Regions from separate parts of the Homo sapiens genome. Here all the other regions are linked to region 3. The links are chromatin contacts, found by Hi-C or POLR2A ChIA-PET in ENCODE. All regions are on one chromosome and are shown on one strand. The core of a region is the stretch at or near the end of the contact, and the rest is flanking DNA. Distances in the headings are between cores, read along the strand shown. Region 1 overlaps LINC02547 (long intergenic non-protein coding RNA 2547). Region 2 has its middle 75 kb from the start of TEAD1. Region 3 has its middle 47 kb from the start of PARVA.

Evidence for each region. Hi-C counts contacts between places; a loop is a spot of excess contacts on that map. ChIA-PET counts read pairs that join two places held with the same protein, here RNA polymerase II (POLR2A). Pooled maps may share reads with other maps.
Region 1: a loop to region 3 is called in a map of MCF 10A, with 14 times the contacts of the local background. The contact joins two enhancer-like sites. A Hi-C loop is called at or near these places in 2 of 168 maps with a recorded cell type or tissue (MCF 10A and mammary epithelial cell) and 7 of 50 pooled maps. POLR2A ChIA-PET finds 5 or more read pairs at or near these places in 1 of 52 experiments (AG04449).
Region 2: a map of CD4-positive, alpha-beta memory T cell shows a loop between it and region 3 (19-fold over the local background). The contact joins two enhancer-like sites. A Hi-C loop is called at or near these places in 12 of 168 maps with a recorded cell type or tissue (CD4-positive, alpha-beta T cell, CD4-positive, alpha-beta memory T cell, CD8-positive, alpha-beta T cell and 8 more), 21 of 37 single-sample maps with no recorded cell type and 24 of 50 pooled maps.

What each region holds. Positions count from the first base shown.
Region 1 is chr11:12,046,279-12,050,324 of GRCh38, reverse strand. All of the region lies in intron 1 of LINC02547 (long intergenic non-protein coding RNA 2547), which reads right to left. Among named protein-coding and RNA genes, the nearest start is that of LINC02547, 17 kb to the right of the region's middle. Within about 2 kb of position 2,789, at least 5 of the 41 ENCODE cell types and tissues checked have a DNase peak (open chromatin) inside an H3K27ac peak, as active enhancers do.
Region 2 is chr11:12,598,065-12,601,766 of GRCh38, reverse strand. No RefSeq gene overlaps it. Among named protein-coding and RNA genes, the nearest start is that of TEAD1, 75 kb to the left of the region's middle. RefSeq lists an enhancer at 1,951-2,245. Within about 2 kb of position 2,451, at least 2 of the 41 ENCODE cell types and tissues checked have a DNase peak (open chromatin) inside an H3K27ac peak, as active enhancers do.
Region 3 is chr11:12,328,530-12,332,463 of GRCh38, reverse strand. It overlaps a transcript of MICAL2 not described here. Among named protein-coding and RNA genes, the nearest start is that of PARVA, 47 kb to the left of the region's middle. RefSeq lists an enhancer at 1,493-1,994. Within about 2 kb of position 1,908, at least 3 of the 41 ENCODE cell types and tissues checked have a DNase peak (open chromatin) inside an H3K27ac peak, as active enhancers do.

The DNA of each region.
Region 1 (4,046 bases), core at 1,540-4,039, 280 kb after region 3:
TGTGTGTCCTTATATGTGTTTATGTGTACAGGCATGTGAATGTGACTGTGTGTGCCTGTGTATGTGTGTGATGTGACACCCAGCCCTGTTTCTCAGACACCCAGTCCTCTTTCTAGACACCCCCTTCTTCTCCTCCTTGTACCTGTTCTTTTTCTTTTTTCTTTTTTTTTTTTTTTGACACAGAGTCTCGCACTGTCACCCAGGCTGGAGTGCAGTGACGCGATCTTGGCTCACTGCAACCTCCGCCTCCCAGGTTCAAGTGATTCTCCTCCCTCAGCCTCCCAAGTAGCTGGGATTACAGGCCCAGCTAATTTTTTGTATTTTTAGTACAGACAGGGTTTCACTGTGTTGGCCAGGCTGGTCTTGAACTCCTGACATCGTGATCTGCCCGCCTTGGCCTCTCAAAGTGCTGGGATTATAGGCGCGAGCCACCGCACCCGGCCCCTGTTCTTTTTCTTAACTGATTAAGGGGCTGGGGCTCAGATCTTGACACACTGTGACAGGCATTTCCTCTGCTCTGTTTCTTCTTGGTGCCTACCCACTGCTCCTTCCCAATTTGATGTTGACTTGTTGTGTAGACCAATGGAGTCCAGTTTTTGGTTACTGTGTTAGGACCCAGCAATTTGAGCCCAGGCTATGTTAACAGCGCTCTGTAAATGGTACCATGCACTGCCCCGGAAGGCCGCTGGTGTCACTTCTCGCTGACGTCACCCTGACTGCAGGATCTCCCTCACAGACCTCCGACTTCTGCTGTCAGTGCAATCCTCCCCAGGCCTTGCCAGTTTCCATGCTCAAGGCCCCGCCTGCCTGATGACCACCTGTCTCATTAAACTTAAGCAACTCAGCCTGGCTTCCAAGATCTGAGTATCTTCTTAGCAAATTCTCTTCTCAGGAAGTGTGTCCCCTTCCTGAGCACCTCGGCCAAGCTGCCCCATACTGTGTTAGCTCTGGCCCCTCCCTTACCCACCTCTGAGCATTTCTTTGCTCACGCTGTTCCTCTGCCCTCACACCATTCCCTGCTGCCACTTCTCTCTCATTGGCTCTGCCGGTCCAAACTCTACGCTGTTTCAAGACCAGTTCTAATCTCACCCACTTTCTCTACGAGGACTTAGAAGAGCCTCCCACCCCACACTACTTTCCCATCAGACTCTGGCTCACGGGATGACACACTGCCCTGTGTGTTGCCTAAGAATTGTTTTCAGGTTGCTTCATGGGCCTTATCTTGCCTTCTGACCTAGATTGCAATCTCCTTCTAGGCAAGAATCAAGCCCGGTGCAAGAATCAAGCCCGGTGCTGCCTTTGAACGAGATGTGGAACCCGACACAGGTCTGGACACAGTATAGCCAGGGGATGAGGGCTTGTGGGTGAGTGCACGCAGAAAGGCACACTCGGCTGGGGCGGTAAGGCCGCAAAACTGTGTCCTAGGCACTGCGTTTTGTGATTTATCTGTCTTAGCTCATCTAATAATAACTGTGGCGGCAGGGTGATATTATCCCCAGTTTAGAGATGAGAAAACAGAGATTGAAAGAGATTAAGTGACTTCTCTGAAGCCACAAAAGTAGTCCAGTTGTCTCTTGCTAACTGTGGGGGTTTGGTTGCCTGATCCCCTTGAATACCAAAGTCTGCGGATGCTCAAGTCCCGTGTCAGCCCTGCAGAGCCCTTGCATAGAGGACACTTTGCTTGTAACCAGCAAAATCAGGGGTTAATCCTAGGTGGGTCTGACTGCCTTTCTCATAACCTTGTAACAACCATATCCATGGGAGGCAGCATGCTAACAGTGAACTCTCTGAAATTCTAAAGCACACCCTACCCACAAGAGATCAGAGCAAGTTCTAGGGTGGCACTGTCCAACAGAACTTTCAATGATGGAAATGTTTATTTCTGTGCTGACATGAGAGCCACTGGCCACATGTGGCCATCGAGTACTTGAAATGTGGCTAATGAAGTAAAGAACTGGATTTTAAATTTTATTTTATCTTAATTTGTTTATTTATTTGAGACAGGGTCTTGCTCTGTCACCCAGGCTGGAGTGCAGTGGCGTGATCTTGGCTCATCGTAGCCTCAACTTCCTGGGCTCAGGTGATTCTCCCACCTCAGCCTCCCAAGTAGCTAGGACTATAGGTATGCACCACCATGCCCGGCTAAGTATTTTGGTAGAGACAGGTTTCAACAAGTTGCCCAGCCTGGTCTCAGACTCCTGGGGTCAAGAGATCTGCCCACCTCAGCCTCCCAAAGTGCTGGGATTATAGGTATGAGCTACCACCCCCCAGCCTGCTTATTTAATCTTAATTAAAACGTAAGTACTGTGGTCACATGTAGCTAGTGGCTTCCATATTGGATAGTGCTTCCCAACCACGTCCATGTCAAGTCAACATAGAAAATACTAATTACGCAATAATGAGACTGTTTGCTGCCAGAGGCAACTGGCTCAAGGGGTCCTGCCTTCCTGACCCCACCTAGCCTCCCTCAACAAATCTGTAGGCCACTTTAGGCACACTAGCTCTTCACAATGGTCAAGCTTCCTGCCAGCTCCCAGCCTCTGGGCCTGGAACACCAAAGTCATTGTGATCGTAAGAAATGCCAGCATAGGAGATGTGCAGGACCTTGTCAGTTCTTGCATGGTGTCCTTTCCTCCATTCCACACACAGTGCCTGGCCCTGGGCAGGGGCTGGGGTAAAAAGAACTCAGAGCCAGCCCTCACTAAGCACTCCCACGAGGCCATCTGATTCATATGCCCCAAACTGTTCTTTTTTGGCAGCACTTTGGCGCCCCCTCCTGGGCATCCTGCAGAGTTCAGGTGCGCATAAATTTGCCAGGAGGGGACAAGGACTTGGCCCTGGGACTGACCGCAGGGCTGTCAAAGACTTCCAGCCCCCCTGGCCAGCCAAGTGAGGGAATGCCTGCCCTTTTTCCAGGCCCAACTGGGGCAGCTCTTTTTCCTGCAGGGAAAAGGCACTTTACTGGCAGCCCTGGGGAAGAGGCAGGGGAGGCAGCTGAGTCTGGAAACGGGAGCATTCCAGAGCCCAGGCCTCTAGGCCCCTGTGCACTCTTCACACTGTGCCAACCCTGGATTTTCAGAGAGAAACCAGAGAGGATGGCTTGGCAGAGGCCCTTTTGGAGGTAACTGGGAAGCAGGAGAGGATGTGAAGTCAAGGCTGGTCTCTGAAGTGGAGGAGTTGGCCACAGGGAGAGAGGAGATAGGAAAGGACTTTGCAGTGGAGGGGGCAGCCAGGGAAAGCCCTGGAGGAGAAGGGGAGGGTGATCACCAGGGCATTAAAGCGGTCAGCGTGGCTGGAGTGGAGAGGTTGAGTGGAGATGAGGGAGGTGGTGAGGCTGCTGAGGTGAGGAGGCTGAGGTAGGAGGATCGAATGAGCCCCAGAGATCAAGGCTGCAGTGAACCGAGATCATGCCACTACACTCCCACCTGGGCACTGGAACAAGACCCTGTCTAAAAGAAAATGTGAAAACCATTCTTAGCTCTTAGGGCATACAGACACAGGTGGCAGGCAGAGTTTGGCTTGAGAGCTATAGTTCACTCACTCTCATTCTATCAGAAGGTGCCTGGATGGTGCATGGACAGGCCAACCCCTCTCCCACCCTCCAGCCTTTCCCCATCGCTTCACTTTCAAGTCTCATGCAGCCAGCCAGCCAGGTTTAAACACCACCTCCTCCAAGAGGACTTTTCTTACCTTCCCAGTCCAAGTTAGCCTCCCCCACTGTATTACTCCATTTTCACACTGCTGTAAAGAACTGCCTGAGACGGGGTAATTTATAAAGAAAAGAGGTTTAACTGACTCACAGTTCCACAGGCTTAACAGGAAGCATGACTGGGAAGCCTCATGACACTAACAATCATGGCGGAAGGCGAAGAGGAAGCAAGGACCTTCTTCACATGGTGGCAGGACAGAGAGCAAGGGAATCTACCACACGCTTTTAAACCATTAGATCTCATGAGAACTCACTATCACTAGAATGGCAAGGGGGAAAACAGCCCCCATGATCCAATCACCTCCTACCAAGTCCCTTCCTCCACACGTGGGGATTA
Region 2 (3,702 bases), core at 1,202-3,701, 270 kb before region 3:
TTGTGAGATAAAAACCTAGAGCTGCTCTTAGCCATTTTTGCTGCCTGAGAATGAAGCTGATGCAAAAGAAAGAGAAAAGAGATGGAAAGAGGCAGGTTCCTGACAACATTATTTGAACACCTGATTCCTCCCAGACCTGCAGTCAGATGTCCTAGGCCCTTTCAGTTACAAGAGCCAATAAACCCCTATTTTGGCTTTAGGCAGTTTGAGTTGTACTTATTTCAACTACCATAAAATTTTAGGTAACTAATGGACATTGTTAAGGATGTGGCATCACTTATTTAATCTGTCCTCTATGGATGGGCATTTCAGTTGCTCAAAGTTTTAGCTGTTATAAGTCATGCAATCCCTGGAGCTGGTGGAAGGAGGGGGTGGAGGAAGATGTTGGGTAAATTAAAGAGCCAATGTTTTGTGAGAGGCACAGAGAATTTCCTAAGAATAAAGCAGCAAGAGTCTACCTTCAGCCTGCATAGTTAAACCAAGGGAGAGGTGATTGTTTCATCAGACTTTTCATTAGAGGACTGGGGGCTTCTCTTCCACGGGCAAAGGAGTGGCCAGGAAGGAGATAGGGCTGTTCTATAACAGTATCAGCATCAGGCAAGGGGAGAAGGCAGAGGGGCAAGGCTGTTGCCTGCCCGAGGTTCCCGAGATGGGCTCTGCTCAGGCCCTTGTCACGCTTGTGATCACAGCCTTGCCTTCAGCCCTTTCCACAGACCTTTTCTCTCTCTACTCACATACCATGTCATAGCCCTTTGCAAAGTGACCTTTAGACCTTGTGTTAATCAGTTTCGGCTCCTACAATAAAGTAACAGACTCGGTGGCTTATAAATGATGGACATTTATTTCTCACAGTTCTGGAGGCTGGAAGTCTGAAATCAAGGTGCCTACATGGTCAGGTTCTGATGAGGGCCCTCTTCTGTGTTGCAGACTGCTGTCTTCTCATTGTGTCTTCACATGGTGGAAAAAAAAAAGCGGTGGGGGGTGCCCTAGAGAGCACTCTGAGGTCCCTTTTATAAGGGCACTAATCCCATCCATGAGGGCTCCACTCTCATGACTGAATCACCTCCCAAAGGTCCCATTTCCTAATACCATTATATTGGGGATTGAGATTTTAACATATGAATTTTGAGACATTCATATGTCATTCAGCTCATTGCAGATCCCAAAACATACAACAAGAAACTTAGAATATAATCATTTGAATAACTTTCAAGTTTGCAAGTAAAAATCTGTTATAAAGGCAATATTATTATTATTACTATTGCTCATTTGAAAATGAGAGTATAGTGGAAATAGAAGAGGGCTTCAGCATACTCTTTGAAGTCAGAAAGATCTGAACAACTAGTAGATTAAAAACCTCGGGTAAGCTACTTTTTATGCCTCAGTTCTTAATCTATAAACTGTACATAGCAAACACTTTGTTCATGTAATTATGGCAAGGATTGAATGAGATAATTTTTGGCAGCATGGCATATGGAAAATAACTGATGAATGGTAACAGACATTATTAAAAAACAAAGGCTCAGGGAAATAGAGACATGTCCAAGTTCTCATAACTAGGGAGGGTCCAGAACAGTCTTGGATCCACCCATGACTTCTGATTCTTGTTCTTTCCACTACACAGTTTTTTTTTTTTTTTTTTTTTTTTTTTTTTTTTAAGATAGGGTCTTACACTGTTGTCCAGGCTGGATGAAGTACAGTGGTGTGATCACGGCTCACTGCAGCCTTAAACTCCTGGGCTCAAGTCATCCTCCTGCGTCAGCCTCCTAAGGTGCTGGGATTACAAGCATGACCCACGGCACCTGGCTCCACTGCATAGCATCTGAATGTAAATTGGGCAGTCAGGGAAGACCCAGACTAGTCTCTCAGCCAGTGAAGGGAGAGTATGGAGATAATTTGTTTCCAGCTCTTTTTACTTAACTGTTGGACAATTTCCCTTTCTCAAACATCCTCCAAATACTGGTGTATTTAGAATGAGACCCTCGCAGGTGCTGACCTAACACCACTTCAAGGTTTTCTACCATAACTAAGACCTCAACGAGTTGTTCGATTTCCCAGAGCTCTCGGCCCAGGCTCCCCCTGGCGGCCGCTGCGGAGAAGCACCCAGTACCAACTGGGCCAGGGAGCCTCCGCGCTCGTGGAGCAGAAGGGTCAAGAGCAGATGGTGGCCGCCATTTGTATTTACTAAGCCCAAGCAGGGCAAACACTTCACAGGAGGCACCCAGCTTGTGACGCAATCCTTCCCCAGGTGGAGGACACACTCACATTCTGCTCTGGGGATTCCAGTACCAAGAGGACAAACAGTGGTAGGGGACAGAGCTTAGGTCCTCTGGGAGGAAAGTGGCTGAGGAATTGGGTGGAGGAGGCCGAAGCCTTTTATGGCCTCTCTAATTCTTAAGTAGTTGGCTCACATCCCTCAGGGCTGGCGTTATAATGGTACCTGCGGTGCTTAGCCAGCTTGGCCTAGGGAACTTTCTCGTCCAATCTGGACTGGGCCCTGAGCTCTGTGCAGCCTGTGTCTATTCTTGGTCACACACTTGAATACTCCAGTTTTTGACTACCCAGTTTCTAATACATTTCAATGGAAGCCTGTGCTGTTTAATCCCCAGGATGCCCCTGTAAGCTAGATTCTTTTATTATCCTCATCTTGGAGATGAGGAGACTGCAATACGGAGATCCTGTGTCTCCTGCTGAGGATCACTCAGCCATGCAATAGAAAAGTTGGCATTGAAGCCTAGATCTGAGAGCTTCAAGGGCTGTTTGCCTTCCACCAGGCTATCCTGCACTGAACACAGTAATTATTTGTTACCTATAGACATGACCAATCATAGAACTGAAGAAAAAACCTGGAGTCAAAGCAGAAGGGAGAAACCTAATTATTCACAATTCTACTTGTGTCTTCCTTCCTTCCTTCCTATCCCTCTCCCTCCCTATGGTTTGTTCTACAAGCTTTCCTTTTATCAAAGAATCACTGCCAAGCCGCAGCTTCCTGTGTTTTGTCTTATTACTCAGAGAAGAAAGTAGTGTCTGCTGGCTTGATCTGTAACTCGGGCCGTAATTACTTCTGAACTGTTAGGGTTCAGAGGGCTGGCTAAAGATCTCCAAGAAATATCAGAACCTTCTGATTCTGTCATCTCTTGGGTGGAACTTAGAGACAAGTAACGTTATTGGAGCACTATTAAGTATCATATTCTGATTTATAGATAGATATTCTAAGGGGTATGTGTCTGTGTGTATACACACACACACTGTGTACACTTTGGGTCTGGGCTCTTTTGCTCAGCATAACACTTCTGAGATTTATCCATACTGTTGCATACATCAGGGGTTTGTTTCTTTTTATTGCCGAGTAGTACTCTGTTGTATTGATATACAACAATTTATTCACCATTCCCCCTGATAGACATTTGTGTGGCTTCCAATTTTGAGCGATTATGAAAAATGCTATGAACATTTGTGTACAACTCTTTGTTTAGACATATACTTTTGTTTTTCTCTCAAATGTTTTATTTCCTGTGAATGAAATTTCTGGGTTGTATGCAAAGCATGTGTTTAACTTTTTAAGAAATTGCCAAACTGTTTTTCCAAGTGGTACTATTTTATATTCCCACTAACACTGTTGGAGTTTCGGTTGTTCTACATCCTCATTAACACTATTATCAGTGTTTCAAATTTTAACCATTACACATAAGTTTTAGTTCA
Region 3 (3,934 bases), core at 659-3,158:
CATTATCTATAAGGTTGGTGTCCTTTTCTGACAATATCCCATTATATTATGTGACAAAATAATATTATCTGTGTTTCTGTGTTCATGGCTACCTGTATTTAGAGAGACTCCTTTAGAATCACAGAAGATCTCAACCCTTCCCCTGCTCTGCTGACTTATGAATGCACAGCAACCAGCCATGTCTAATGATGGATGAAAGGGTACAACCTTTAACTCACTGCCTTCAAGTACCTTTTGAGAACAAATAGTTATGGAAGGAAACCTAAAGAATATCTATTTCCTAAAACCCATTCCCAAATTGTGGCAGAGTGTCAGAGAGGCATGCCTCAAAACCCATAGTCTGCTATCTTTGTTGAACAGCTTTTATTGCATTACTGTTTTTTGGGGGCGGTGGTGGCGGGGGTGTGGGAGTGATAACAATGAGTCCTCATTGAGATCCTTGTTTGGATCAGGCATGCAAAATTCATGTATTACAAATATTTAGAGAAACCGGCTTAAATCTCTTGTAGGGAGTATAGTTACAAATGAATGTGAATGGATGAACAAACAAATAAATACAATTTGAGAAGTCATTGACCATCCAGCTGTGTTTTATAATAATAGGGACATAAAAGAAAAGAGAAGGAATATTTTTGGATACCTATTTTATTTCAGGCCCTTTTGTGGGTGCTTTACTAACATTATTTCACTTCATCTTTTCTTCATACCACCTCTGTGAGGTTGGTATTATTCATTCAATTTTACAGATGAGAAAATTTCGCAGAAAAGTAAATAATTGTATAAGGACTACATTGGGATTCAAACTCAGGAGTGTCTGATTCTAATGCCTGTGCTCTGTCCAGGACACCTCACTGTACATTATCCAGGAATTTTTATTCCTCGGGTCCTCAGCAGCAGTGAAAACCATGGAGTGTAAGCTCAGCTACCTCCCCGGTCCTGGAGAGGCTTTCGCTAGCATTTCTCACATAATGTGTGCTCCTGCTGCCACCTGCTGGCACTTTGTGCATCCTAATTTTTCTTGGTAAACCCCTCAATCTCCGGGAAGAAGAAACCATCTGGCTCCAAAAAAGGCAAGAAGCTCCATGCAGACAACTAGCTGGTAAATCTTCCCCAAAGCTGGTAAAGCTATAAGGGAATAATTATTCTCATCGACCTCCCCTGGGGAGAAATCCTTTCTCTTTCGAAGTTACTCAGTTTTCATCAGATTCCAGGTATTGAAAGAAAGCCCAGATTGTGTTATCCAGACCATTTAAATTTGAATGGTGGTCTCTTGCTAGACTGGGGTATTCCATGCCCCTAGTATGTAACACTGATCATCATATTGACAAGCAACAAGCCAGTAGGTAACAGTGCCTCAACCAATAAGAGTCTAAGTGGCTGCAGAGCTGGGCTTGGCCTCTTTCCAGAAGGTGGTAGGGCCCCCAGGAATCAGGTTACTGCATATCCTGGTCCTTCACCTGGGCAGCTAGGACCAAGAGGGGACTCTCTTACCTCTGTCAAAGACATCACACACACAGACACACACATACAGACACACACACACACACACACACACACACACACTCTCTCTCTCTCTCTCTGTCTCTCTCTCTCTCTCTCTCTACCCCTCTCTCTGTCTCTCTCTCTCTCTGTCTGTCTCTCCCTCTCTCTCTCTCTCTGTCTCTCTCTCTCTCTCTCCACGTCCTGCAAAACATAATGATTTGTCATCTGGGGTGGATTATTAGATTTTTGTTTTCCTTTGTTTCCCTTTCCTTGACAAAATGGGGAAAAACCCTTCCCGGGGGCGGGAGAGCTTATTTCTGACTGCTGTAAAAAAAGAAAGCAGGAATTGTTGTCACGACAATGAGGAGCTCATCAAAGCCTCATTTTGCTCATCAGCCATCATTGCCCTCCATCCCGCACCCCCGCATGTTCCTCTAATTCAATGCCCGCCTAATGAATAACTCCCAGAACAAAAGCCCCTTTCAGGCTGCCTACATAATTATCAGAGGAGCCTTGCATAACTGTCGCAGACTACTCATGTTTTCAGGTCTGTCTCTAAATTTGGTTATTCACAACCTTTATAGCTCAATATTATTGCCTAACTGTGATCATTTTCTAATTATCCTAATAATACCTATTAAATAATTCCCATTAAATCACTTGAACCGGAGCAGCACAGGCCAGCTCAAATACAACTTAACCTAATAAGCGTTGGTCATTCATTAAGCAACAGGGCAATCTCTTAAAGGGACTGAATAGAATATTAAACCACCAAGGAATATTATTATTGCACAAATGTTATTACAAGTTAGAGTATATTAATTTTGGTGGCTGGTCTGCAAAACTTCCATTTGGTTGCTTTTGAGGCCACTCTCCCGTCTTGACTCTTTTAGTCTCCAGCCCCTTGTTGATCTGCATCTGTCACCCACACAAGGACAATCATGGGAAAAAGGCCCATAAACTTAACAGGGGAATTAAATTACCAAGGATATAAAGGGAATGAATGGAATCCATCTTCTGTCTGGCTTGGCACACCTCCGAAACATCACAAGCTGGCCAGATTTCTTTTGCTATAACTCAAACTAGCTCTCTCTTTTCTTTTTTTTTTTTTTTTTTTTTCATATTTGGGGATGAGGAAGATTTTCAGAAGATGCTTTACAATTTTGGTTTCTATCATTTAAATTTCAAGCAGTAAAAATTAGACAAATTCTTTAAAAGAAGATGTGTGTGGATACTTAGTAATATTTTGTAAAATGATATGAGTAGTGTTTACTAAATGCCTACAACCTAGGCAATACTCCGGTAGAGACTTTGCCTATCAACACTTCTAATTCTCAAAATGACCTGATAATATGGGGATTATTATCTTCACTTTTCAGATAAAAAATCTAGGACCAGAGAGGTTAAGTGATTTTCCCAGGACTATTCAGCCTAAGCGGAGTGGAATAGAATTTGAACACAGGGCTTATTGGCTTATTGGCGCCCACAGCTCCCCACTTCCCACCATGCCACCTCTTGGCCTGTGTTGCTGGCGGCAAACTGAAGCACGCCCTGGCTTTTCTGGTTTTTCCTCTTCTTTTCTAATGCTCTCACTGAGATCAGCAGATTGTCAAAGACAAGGACCAGAGCCTTCTGGACTGGGAATATGACCAAGCACCAAACAAGGGCAGTTCATTCTACCAAAAGTCCCACAGCAGCTGTAGAGATGGACAGTGACTCTCAGTCCAGGCAGCAAGAAACTCTTTATATTTGTAATAAGCCTATTTCTAATGAGCAAATTTGGGTCATCTTTGCAAGGAAATCCAGTGCATTGTAGTAAAAAAAACAAACAGGTATTGATTAATCATCTGCTCCATGCCAGGCACTGGCTATGGATATTACATAAATTATTTTAGCTAATCCTCACCACAAATACAAGTAACAAGTATTATTAGCACTCCCAATTTACCAACAAGAAAACTGAAGCACAGAAGAGGTAAAGTCTGACTCTAGCATTTCCCTGAAATCTAGTTGCTAAATTAACCATGCAGTTAATGAAACTGAAACCTCAGGACCCCTTACTTGGATGGGTCCTTGCAAGGTTCTGGAAGCAGCCCTCACAATTTTACATGCATGACTTTGCATGAACTCCAGGCCTCAGGAAATCTGGGTCTGCACCTGCTAGTTTCATCGCTCTCATGTAACTGGACTCTTAAAGAATTGAAATCCTAATGTTTCACTTGTTAAGTAACAAGTAACCTGTTGTTTATATTATTGCACATTATTTCAGTGCTCAGTTTTTCACCTTTTATATCTCAAATGCTGAAGGCTGAAGACATCACATTATAAAACTAAAGAGACAATACCCCCAACAAACTCTTAGGGCCCCCCAATTCATGAGCCACACCCCTACTGGAAGATTTCCGAAAATGTAGGTTTCTTTAAGCCACTCCTTACCTGAAAACCCTTCACT